3 separate regions of the Mus musculus genome follow, and regions 1 and 3 are each linked to region 2. Evidence: chromatin contacts called from ENCODE Hi-C or POLR2A ChIA-PET data. All regions are on one chromosome and are shown on one strand. The core of a region is the stretch at or near the end of the contact, and the rest is flanking DNA. Distances in the headings are between cores, read along the strand shown.

What was found. A loop is a pair of places that touch in the nucleus more often than their neighbours do. ChIA-PET counts read pairs that join two places held with the same protein, here RNA polymerase II (POLR2A).
Region 1: a map of T-helper 17 cell shows a loop between it and region 2 (2.2-fold over the local background). The contact joins the promoter of Zfp473 here to the promoter of Akt1s1 in region 2. A Hi-C loop is called at or near these places in 1 of 37 maps with a recorded cell type or tissue (T-helper 17 cell). POLR2A ChIA-PET finds 5 or more read pairs at or near these places in 4 of 5 experiments (Patski and embryonic stem cell).
Region 3: POLR2A ChIA-PET joins it to region 2 with 37 read pairs in Patski. The contact joins the promoter of Ap2a1 here to the promoter of Akt1s1 in region 2. POLR2A ChIA-PET finds 5 or more read pairs at or near these places in 4 of 5 experiments (Patski and embryonic stem cell).

What each region holds. Positions count from the first base shown.
Region 1 is chr7:44,747,006-44,750,998 of GRCm38, reverse strand. It overlaps Zfp473 (zinc finger protein 473), which reads left to right and starts at 2,650. Exons shown (of 5, transcript NM_001289836.1): 1 at 2,650-3,089. Vrk3 (vaccinia related kinase 3) reads right to left here and starts at 2,370. Exons shown (of 15, transcript NM_133945.1): 1 at 2,348-2,370.
Region 2 is chr7:44,846,836-44,850,474 of GRCm38, reverse strand. Akt1s1 (AKT1 substrate 1 (proline-rich)) reads right to left here and starts at 1,251. Exons shown (of 5, transcript NM_026270.4): 1 at 1,127-1,251. It overlaps Tbc1d17 (TBC1 domain family, member 17), which reads left to right and starts at 1,396. Exons shown (of 17, transcript NM_001042655.1): 1 at 1,396-1,626; 2 at 1,941-2,039; 3 at 2,134-2,205; 4 at 3,591-3,639. The coding sequence starts at 1,606. Mir707 (microRNA 707) reads right to left here and starts at 776; the gene lies at 704-776.
Region 3 is chr7:44,927,397-44,930,904 of GRCm38, reverse strand. It overlaps Ap2a1 (adaptor-related protein complex 2, alpha 1 subunit), which reads left to right and starts at 1,415. Exons shown (of 24, transcript NM_007458.2): 1 at 1,415-1,625. The coding sequence starts at 1,559. It also overlaps a transcript of Tsks not described here.

The DNA of each region.
Region 1 (3,993 bases), core at 1,401-3,900, 100 kb after region 2:
TTCCAGACCTGACTTCCTTTAGTGATGACCAGCAGTATGGAAGTGTAAGGTAAATAAGCCCTTTCCTCCTCAACTTGCTTCTTGGTCATGAGGTTTCCTGCAGGAATAGAAACCCTGACTAAGACACCAGCACACCCTGGTAGCGACTTCTACAGTCAACATGATGAAACACATTGGCTTCTTATCTTCAGGTCAAAATATCCTTGCAGGTTCTCACCTGGAAGCAGATGCTCAGCATGACCCTGAGCTGGCAACATCAGGCTTTTCACCAGGTAGCCTCTATCTCTTCAGCCTATCACAGCCTAGGCTGTCATCTCCCCCTCTTTACTGCAGTCACATCCTAACTACAATGACCATCAGCCTCTACACCTTGTCACTGTGGTTTGTTAACCAAACAGAGGTCACAATGATCCAGTTATAGTCAGTTCCGAGGGTAGGCTGGAGGTCTCGGGGATTTAGAATGCACTGTTCTTCCAGAGGACCCAGATTCAGTCTCCAGCACCCCAGTCTGATGGGTGGCTCACATCACCTGTAACTTCAGCTCCAGGGGATCTGACACCCTCTTCTGGCACTTGCAAATTCATGCCATATACACAAACAGAGCCCATGACGAGTGCCACGCCATCTCTGATGATGGTAAACAGCCACAGCCCTGTGGGTGAGCCGTCAGCAAATGAGCTCGGGCAGGTAAGCGTGGGCTGAATTGCAATGTAAATTGCAAGCAGAGAAAGCCTCTCTCATTTTCTAAGACATTCTAGATGCAAACATGTAGATAAGATACCATAGGAAAAAATATTATACAATTGACTGCAATTTCTGTCTGGCACCTCAACCAACGTTAGAATGTAAACTAGTTGTGCAGAATTTAAAAACATCCATCTTTATGATCTTTAATTTTGAGTATGTGTGTGTTTGCATGTGGGTATGTGTAAAAGGTCTTTGCTACTTTGTGAGTTCTTTTTCCTGCCTTTATTCTCCCCTTCCCATTTCACCCCCTATCCCTAGGTAGGAGAGAAAGAAGGACAGAGGGAGAGAGATCAAGAACTCTGAATCTAATTTCTTCTTTGAGCACAACTACTAACAAACTGCAATACCCCCCCCATCCCCCACCCCCACCAAACAACTCTCACGGTACCCAGTTGAGGCCCTAGTATTTACAGACTCTCTGAGAAGTTCCCAGAATTCCAAACGTCACACAGTTGTAGAAACTATGTGCAGCTGGCAAAATCATGAGCTGCTGGAGCAGGAGGCAAAGCTTAGTCAGCTGCGGAGAAGCAGCCCCATAGCCCCACTCCTGGGATTGAAACAAAAACATATTCTTATATTTCTGTGTTTTTTTTAAAGAAATGAAAATTCCAGAATTTTCACTACAGTTATGTGCATATGAACCCGTGTGAAGGCCAATCCCTAATTCCCTAGAACTAGGGTTACAGGCAGTCATGAACTGGGAACCAACTTGAGTCCTCCGGAAGACAGTAAGCACTCAAATATTGAACCAACTCTCCAGTCCTTAGGCAGGGCTGGATTCTTTTTTTAAAGACAGTGTTTCATGTAGCTTAGGCCGACCTTGAACTTTTGATCCCCCAGCATTTGAAACTTACCCAAGCGTACATCCAGCTTTAATTAAACTGAGGTGCCCATTACTATGTAGTCCATCCTGGGCTGTCCTGGAATTCACTATTCTCAAAAATCCTCCTGACTCAGCCTCCCAAGTGCTAGAACATTGCTGAGTTTAGAGCTACTCCTAGGGGAGGTGGCAGTTCGGGTATATAATACAATAAGTGTCTGTTGCACAGATCCTTGCATACAGTAAGTGCTCGGATCTTGAGTGTTGAGGTCTCCTGTCTAAGGCTGCACATTCAGTTCCGACTACTGATACTCAAGTCGGCTTTTATTATGCACCCATTTGTTTAGTTCATTTATCCTACGTATGACCATCAGCTTGCTACCATCTATGCTCCTGTTGCAGGAACGCAGCACAGCAGAGTACCAAAGGCTAAATTCCACAGGTGTGGGACTAACACTTCCCTAAGTAGCAGAGACTGGACCGGGCCCCACAATCCCAAAGAAACCAGTGACGAGGTACCCGTGGAGGCGGAGGCGGAGTGTCTGACATTCCTCACAGGCTCCGCCCAACACCTTCCCAGCAAAACAGAGGAAGTGGGTGCTCCCCCCACTCCCGCCCCCGAACCCCAGCCTTGGTCGGCCTCCGCCTTCCTCAGGCAGTGACGTCACAGGCTGCCGGGCGAGCGGCTCCTCATCACTGTACTTGTGAAAAAGCCGTGGGCGCCGGGGTTTCTCACGGCCCGGACTCTCACTCCGATCCGGAGCAGAAACTTGGACTCACCTTTACAGTTGCCCCGCAGAAACTTCCGGGGAGGGAGGGTGAAGGAGGGGCTGCGCGCGCATCCCCCACCGGCCGTGCGACAGCAGCGAGCAGACGCGGCCTATTTCCTCTAATACAGGGCATCCGGACAAGCTGTGCCCTGCTGGAAACTCCATTTCCCAGAAGCCTGAGCGACACGCCTGATTAGTCCATCCCCCTAATTGCTCACCGTTATTCGGCCTTCTCTGGGGCGGGCTTTTCCTTCTACTGCGCATGTCTGACGTCAATCTTGATGAAATACGTGACAGCCACCAATCAAAGGTCCTGTTGTCATTTTTAAACTCTCCTTGCTTCTGTGCTCTCTCTGTAATCTCAGTTTTGCCTTCAAACTGTATCTATGGCAACCCGCTGTCACCTCCAAATGGAATTTTCGGGGTGTAGAAGGTGAAAGTAGTCCTATAACAGGGTAGTGGGCCATCCAACCTTGGTGTCACTTAGCCATGAATCTGTTTCCTCTCTACTTCCTAGAGGGCTCAGTGGGTGGAGACCACAGGTGGTGGGTCCTGGAATTTGGCGCGGAGTTACCTGGGTGGGATAAATTTGAGGAGAAGTTTCTGGAACCGGAACTTCCTCGGAGGAATTTCCCCCTGTACTCTGAGGGAGCCCTCCTCATGAGGAGTTGGGTTTTCTTGGGATCCTGGAAAGCATATGTTCTTTGGGTTGCCAGCCATGCTGAGGTACGGAGACACGGAGCCATGCCGAGGTACGGAGACTAAGCCCAGGCGCCCATGGCCTTAGTCCTCTGTGGCCGGGGTGGGAGGCCCTGACAGAATGCTGAACCCTTGAGTGCTCACAGCCGGGCGTAGGCCCGGCTCTTAAGCGGGGGTTTCCTCTCGCGACCAATACCTACAATAATGGCCCAGAGACATCTATTGCTTCAGTTTCGGGGTATCAAACCCCCTCTTGGGCTTCTAAAGGCACTTAGGTGTACACACATAGCACTTTGAAGCAGTCATAAACAAATTTAAAAGGAAAGATTATTTGTATCTATTATTTGAGCATCTCAAATATATACTGTTATGTTCTATTTAAAAAGCCAGGGAAGCCAGGGATATGTTTGGTAGGGCGAGGTATGGTGCTGGGGAAGGGGGTGCCTCTGCGGGCCCATGCTGAGGCATCCCTTCCCCTTGAGGTACCAACCACAGTGGGTATAGTGTAGAATAGAGTTTATTTAGGGCATGGGGAGGGGAGTTGAGAGGTAGTAGAGACAGAGAAAGGTAGGGAGAGGGAGTAGAGGCCGGCCATGAACACGTGTAGAGAGAGGGGAATAGGGCAAGAAGGGACAGAGAAGGAAGAGAGTGTGGGGACTGAGGGGCAAGCAGCCCCTTTTATAGTGAGTCAGGCATACCTGGCTTTTGCCAGGTAACTGTGGAGTGGAGTGTAGAAGAAATGCTAACATTCCTTTGTTTTGGTTTAATTTTAAAAAAGGAAAAATTAGAAAGAGGCAACGGTGAAGCAAAAAATAGGGTCATCATGATCTTTAGCTAACTTTCTGTTGTTATTGGGGCAGTGTGTCTCTGGGAAACCTAAGAAGATGGGGGTGGGGATGTTGGTGAAGTCTTAGGAGAATTGGCTGTGTCCTTGCTGCTCAGGGTCTGTGGAACCAA
Region 2 (3,639 bases), core at 2-2,501:
AGCACGGGACACGGTGCGGGACGTCCAAGAAGGATCCTACCACCGAAGTGAGGCCGCCGACCAGGGCTACACCACGCCCGCAGCCCAGAGAGGCCCCTGCTCTAGGAACACAACAGGAAATCCCGCCCCCGGTGGGGATCGGGACCGGAAGTCCCGCCCGGGGCGCCCCCTCACCCACCCGCGACCCCCAGCACACACAGCCGTATGGACATGGTTCACCGCCAGCGTGAGGGTTCCAGCCCGTCGGCACCCCCGCAGTGAAGCTCGTCTACACTTCGTCGCGAGTCAGACACATGGGGTTGAGCGTGAGCTCTTTCAGCAGTCGGCCAGGAGTCGCAGGACGATCACTGCCCCCCTGACCTATGCAGTCCATACCCTTCCCACGGGGGCTCGCCCTCCCACTGCCCCTCAACCTCAGGAAGGCCAGACCCTCCCCAAACCCCAGCTCACAACGCCGCCTCCACTCACGTGCCCGTAGCCAGCATGGCCGGCCAGGCGCCGTCGCCGCCCTCAAAAGGCATGGCGGCTTCTTGCGTCATTTCCGTGTGGCTGCCCCTCCTCCATTGTGTACACTCCCCCTCCCTTATCCTGCATGCCTCAAATCAAAATAGCAACTAGAAGCTCCGTCGGCAAGCCGTGGGCAAGAGCGACAGCAAGGGTGCCCACGGATGGAAAATACGGCAAAAGACTTTTGCTACTGTTTCGAATTGCCCGCAACAACTATGACCGCATGCCCATGCTCACACAAGCGTAGGCAAGCGGCATGACTGCATGCCCATGCTCACACGCAAGCGGCATGACGTCCCTCGTTCGTATTCAACGTCTGCTCCCGTCCCGACGTGGCAGTTAGTATGGCTTCATATGCCTATAAAGCATATGGACACTTCCTTCCGTCCACACTAGACCCCCTCCTCTAGGCCCTCGCTCGTTCCCTTTAACACAAAGCTGGCAAAGATTCAATATGGCAGCGTTTCTTGCTTCGGTTTGCCCAGTTTCAAGATGGTGGTGCAGTCCTCTTTCCACGGTGACTCAGAAATTTGGGGCAGCTTCGTTTCCAGGAGCACTGACGGCTTCACCCTTTATCCCGAGCCCCTCAGCGCCTCTGGTGCCATACCGCTTCTCTCACCTTTTCCTCTCTCCGTTTCGCTTTTCCAGCACCCCGCCGTCGTGCCCCGCAAAGAGATGGTAGTGCCCCGCATTAACATGGCTTCCACCAAGCCGCTCTGGTTTGTCCTCGAGAAAAACGGCACAGTATTGGCTTCGATGCCAGTATAAAATATGGAGAGGGCCAAGGAGGCGTTCCCGAGCGATCACGAGTTGGGCTGCGAGCATGGGTCCTCCTACTTGTTTACTTCGTGGCGAGAGTGGCGCAGTGCGCCTGCGCCGTCCCGCTGACCCTTGCCAACTTTGCGTTCTACACCTCGTGACCTATGTCTTCGAGTTTCTACTACCCTGTTCAAACAGATGGTCTCACCCACTGCAGCCTTAACAACCTCGGGGACGCTACCACTATCTAGCCTGGAAGGGAGCGTTATTTTTCCGGATATGACACCAAGTTGACCCGGAAAAGGAGGAGATAGGGGCAGTGGAACCTCCGCGGCGGCAATGGAAGGATCCAGCTACAGGGTAAGACTTTGGAAATCATTCCCTCGCTCATCTACAGGAGACGCCCCCCACTGATGGTCCGCTTCCACCTTCTGCTGTGCAGGGATTAGGCCGAGTCAACTTAGCAAGCACCAGCTTCTAGTTACGATGCTGTTGTCACTCTCCGCAGTCCTTAGGGAGAGCCTCCCTTAGCCCCGCCCCCTGGAAAACGCACGCCCATCTGGGGTGCGAGGCGGGACTGTAGACTCGCCACGCCCCATCTCCGCTTGTCAGTCAGGGGCTCTAGACCCCGCCCCTGGGGAAAACGCCTCCCTTAGACCCTTGGCTTTCACTAGGTGGTGTTTGAAAAGGGAGGCGTGTACCTGCACACCAGCGCCCGGAAACACCAGGATCCAGACTCGCTCATCGCCGGCGTCATACGAGTGGTGGAAAAGGTGGGCCGGGATGGAGGTGACATGTGTGGGAACTTCGAATTGAGGGATGAGGGGCATTCGGGTGACTCTACTAAGTCCTCCCCATGTCCCTCAGGACAGCGACGTCTTTCTGCACTGGGCTCCGGTGGAGGAGGCTGGAGACCCAACCCAGATTCTCTTCAAGAAGGTAGGCGACTCGCTCCTCTTCCCCACTCTAGTGGAAGGCAGGGAGTACTCGGGAACCTGTGAGCCTGTTTGCTTTCTGAAATGACCTAATGCCATATCCTTTTGGCTCCTTAGGGGACCCTGCTGGGTTCAGACTTCTCAAGGGGTGTGGCCTAGTTTTGGTCTGAGGCAGCTTTCTTTCCTCTCTGTTTGCTTTACGTTTATTTATTACATTTATTTATTGTGTGTGTGCATTCACATGCCACGGTGTGGGTGTGTGGAGGTCAGAGGATAACCTGTGGTAGCAGGTTCTCTCCTTCCACCGAGTGGGCTCCAGGGTTGAACCCAGGTTGCCGGTTTTGGCAGCAAGTCCAGAACCCTCTCACTAAGCGCAAAGATTTAGATTGTGTGGGGTGTGGAGGGGGTGTGAATGTGTGAGCATGTGTGTGCACTACCTGTGAGTGCATGCAGAAGACAGCACTGCAGACACATGCTGGAGCTTTGGATGGTATGTGGGGACTGGGATCTGAACTCTGGTCTCTGGGACTGTACAGTAAGCCTTGCTAACTACTACACTATCTTTCTGGCCATAGATGACTTATTTGCTTATTTGTGTGTGTTCTACTCGGAGGGGTCATTCATTTCTCCTTGTGGGTTCTCTGGACTGAACTTAGGCCATCTGTCTTACCCATTGAGCCTATGTCTGGCCCTGCTCAACAGTATCCCCTGTCTGTCCATCATCAGTGCCCCCTGTAGACTCACAGCTAGTTACAATGACAATGGCTACCACTTGAAGCTCTTTATTCAGTTACAGTGAAAAGTCAGAAGGACACAGAGGAATCTTGACAAGAACACAGAAAGGGCTGAGAGCAGGGGTGTGAGTCTGTTCTTTTCTTTTTTCTTTCTTTTTTTTAATAAAGGGTTATTTTTTCTTTCTTTTTTTTAATAAAGGGTTATTTTTTTTAAAGATTTATTTATTATATTTATATGAGTACACTGTCACTGTCTTCAGACACACCAGAATAGGGCTTTAGATGCCCATTACAGATGGTTGTGAGCCACCATGTGGTTGCTAGAAACTGAACTCAGGACCTCTGGAAGAGCAGTCAGTGCTCTTAACCGCTGGGCCATCTCTCCAGCCCTGAGCCTGTCCTTTCTCATTGAAGTCAGGACTGACTGTTGGTCTTGTGACTGCAGGTGGTCTCTGTGCACTTACCTGTGTAGCAGCTGTCTCCTGACTCCATAAGCGTAGGGTTGTAGCCTGGCTTTCTGCCAGCCACCATGAAGCTGTCTCCCTCCCGCCTCATTCCCTCCTTGTCCTGCAGCTCGCTTTCCCACTGGGCTCTCAGGCTGCAGGCTGGAAACCCTGAGACCGCAGGTCCTCATTCTGTTATTTCTTCTTCCCAGGACCCGAGTCGGGGTGAGCCCAGCACCTCAGAGGAGGAACCTACCTTTG
Region 3 (3,508 bases), core at 166-2,665, 80 kb before region 2:
TGAGCCACACCCCAGCCCCTCACTGGGGAGTTCTAGGCAGAGGCTCTACCTCTGAGCCACACATACACCCATTCTCTCACTGGGGGATTAAACGTTACATCCTTAACCTTTTCTGTTTTTGAGACAGGGACTCTCCATGTAGTCCTGGCTATCCTGGAGCTGTTTACATAGATCAGGCTGGCCTCAAACTCACAGAACACTACCTTCTATTCACAAGGACTCAGTGCTGCCTCTTCCTAGGTCCCAGGACATAACTACCTTCTAGACCCATTCTGGGGGTGTCAAATTAGAAAAGCCTGTCAGGGGTGCCGTTTTGTTCATGGGGATAATAGACATGGACTCTCCCAAGTCCCTTTGCCCCAAATTTCTCAATAACCCCGGGCATTGGTGTTCTGGGGGCTTTGACTTCCCTGCAACTAGTGAACCATAGAACCTAGGGAGTCGGAAGCAAAACAAACTGACCCAGTCCTCAGCTGTGGCTTTAACTGGCTTTTCCTTGAGTGGTTCTCCAGAACTGATGGAGGAAGCAATTTTGATCTTATGACCATTATAGGCAGATTGTCTTCGGTACTGGGGTTTAGGGAGGAAAAAAGAGTAACCTATATTGAAAAATGTTTAAAAACCAAAATAGTAATCCCAGTTTTCCATTTTTGAGCTGTAGTCTTGGGGAAGCCACTCAATCTCTTTGGACCTCAGTGTCTATGGTAACAATCCTTAACCGGCAGTCCCTCCTCTCATGGATAAGAGGTTTGCAGACAAGTCAAATTTCCAGGCGTTGTTTTTAGGGAAGGGAATGCTCCCGAGGCCGGGGCTCGGGAGTGGAGACCGACTGGGAAGAGGGAGGCGCCTGCGTAGTGGACACCTCACGGTCTACCGCCTCGCCCAGCCCCTCTCTGCAGCAGGGAATTGCAGGCATCGCTCCACCTATCGCAGTTCAGCTAACTGACAGGGCTTCTTTCTCCTTCCTTCTCTACGGATCGTCGCCCTTTTGCCCGCCCCCCACAACCGCCCCTTCGAGGGCGGAAGTATGACGCTTCCGGCGAATCGGCAGAGCCTTGCGAAGAGCAATCTCCTCACCCATTGGTCTTCTTTTCCCGAAGTTCCGCCTCCTTCGGCCTCTTACATCCCGCCCTACTGGCGCGGAGCTGGTAGTCCATCCAATTAGCGTTGGTCTCGGCCGTTCAGGGGGCGGTCCCAGAGTGTGTCATCGAACTCCCCCGTCTCTAGGGCAACGCCCCCTGCCTCCCTGCTCCGAACGGAAATAGCCCGGTACTGCACCAATCATCACCTGGTGTCTTTACTATTTAGCCAATCAGAGAGAGAGGAGGGCGGGCGTTCTATTGTGAGCGGCAGGGCTCTCAGCTAACAAGTGGCGTACGTTCCCGGATGACAATCCGTAGGGGCGGGTCTGAGGCGGGGCGTCGGCCTGCAGCCAGCCCGCCGCTAGCCCGCCCTCCCCCGGCCGGCTCCTCGGCGCCGTCTGGGGTCCTTTCCGCCCGGTGCCGCCAGCCAGCCCCGCGCCCGTTCGGCCAGGCTTGGAGCCGAGCCCTCCGCCATCATGCCGGCTGTATCCAAAGGCGATGGCATGCGTGGGCTCGCCGTGTTCATCTCCGACATCCGGAACTGTGAGCTCATGACCGGGGCCCGGGGGTCACGCGGCGACCGGGCGGAGGGAGCAGGGAAGCGCGGGGGTGTCCTCCCGGGAAGGACCAGGATGGCGCGGGCGGACGTGGCGGGAGGAGGTGGAGGGAATAGGGCAACGGGTTAGGTAGGTCATTCAGTGCCATCTCGAGCCTAGATGGAGGAAATCAGGGACGCAGAAGAGATGGGAGGCGGGCAACCACCTAGGGCCAGGGGCCAGAAGTTGGGGAACTGCCCAGGAACCAGAGATGATATAATTGGGGACAGCAGAAAGACCAGATATAATAAAGTGGGAAGACAGCAGAGGGACTCGAGATGATAAAGTGTGTGTGTGTGTGTGGGGGGGGGGGGGGATCAGGGTAACCAGAGATGATGAAGTGGGGAGATACCAGAGGAATCAGAAATAGAAATGGGGTGACAGCAGAAGGATAGAGAAGATAAGGTGGGGGACAGCAGAGGGATCAGTGATGGAAGTGGGGAAACTGCAGAGGAAGCAGAGATGATAGGGTAGGAACAACACCATAGGGCCCCCAGATGATAAGGTGAGGACATAGCAGAGAAACTAGAGATGATAAGGTTGGGGGGACAGCAGAAGGACCAGAGATGAAGAGGTAAGGGACAGAGGACCAGAGGATGATGTATGAAAAGACTCTACATGGAAGATTGTGTAAAAGACATGGAAGGCACCAGGTGTACTTGTGCAGGCCTTTAATCCTACTACCTCTGAGACACAGGTAGGCTGATGATCTCTGTGAGTCCATGACAGCCAGGGTTACACAGAGAGACCCTGTCTGAAACAGCTAACGTCCCCCTAATCCCCCACCCCCAAACAAGGACAGCATTGAAGAGGCTACATGTAAAAAATAAGGGACTATAGTATAAAGTCTTGGGGAACCTAAGATACCAGCAGGCTCTGGGAAGGTATCACAGAGTGAGTGTTTATGATGGAAGCAAGGTATCTTAATGCTCTGTGAGAAGAGCTCTATCAAGCTGGGGGAGGGGAAGTTTGTACCCTGAGGAAGGGAACAAGGCAGGCCTGGATCCAAGCCTTTTTTGGCTTATTACAGCAATATGAGGACCATAGTCCCTTCTAGGAAGGGTTGTAACAATGGCCTGGCCTGGCTGCTGGTCAGCTCTCAACTCCAGGGAGTAGATGCTCTGTGTGGAGCTGTCAGGACCCTTCAGAGGGTCCATGAGTAGATGTGGTCAGCCAGAGCTGGCTTTGTGTTACAGAACTCTGTCACTGGGTGACCTTGAACGAGGGACCTCACCTCTCAGTTTATTCCTGTCAGGAGAGGCTGCTGATGGCTTCTTAATGAGGGGTGGCTGGGCTGATGTGGGGTGAGGTCCTAGGCCAGGTCCTTGTAGCTGCTGTTGGCATTGGCTAACATCTAAAGAAGGACTCCTCCAAGCTGCTCGGGGGCGGGGGGGGGGGGATGTTGAGTTCAGTAGGTGTCAGCAAAAGGACAGTGGGAAGCTGTGTGCTCCCTTACCTGGGAGATGCTTCAGACCCGGTGAAAAGAGGCGGAGCTAGGAAGGGTTGTAGACTTTGGCATGGGTATCTGTTAAAAATGGGTGTGGTTTATCTGTTAACTACTGATGGGTGACCCTCTGCACCCCACTTAGTCCCTTTGGCTACCTCCATTTCTAATAGGATGTCACCCGCGGAGATAAGATGACTTGTTTATATGATGAATACTATTTGATTCCTCCTGTATAAAAGTCCCTATTTGAGACACTGGGCTTACAGCTCTGTAGAATTGCTAGCCTTGGAGCTGGGGCTGGTGTCCAGCAGTAGAGCATATGTGCCCAGCATCTCAGTGAAGGGCTGAGGGCATAGCTTGATGATAGAGCATCTACCTAGGAT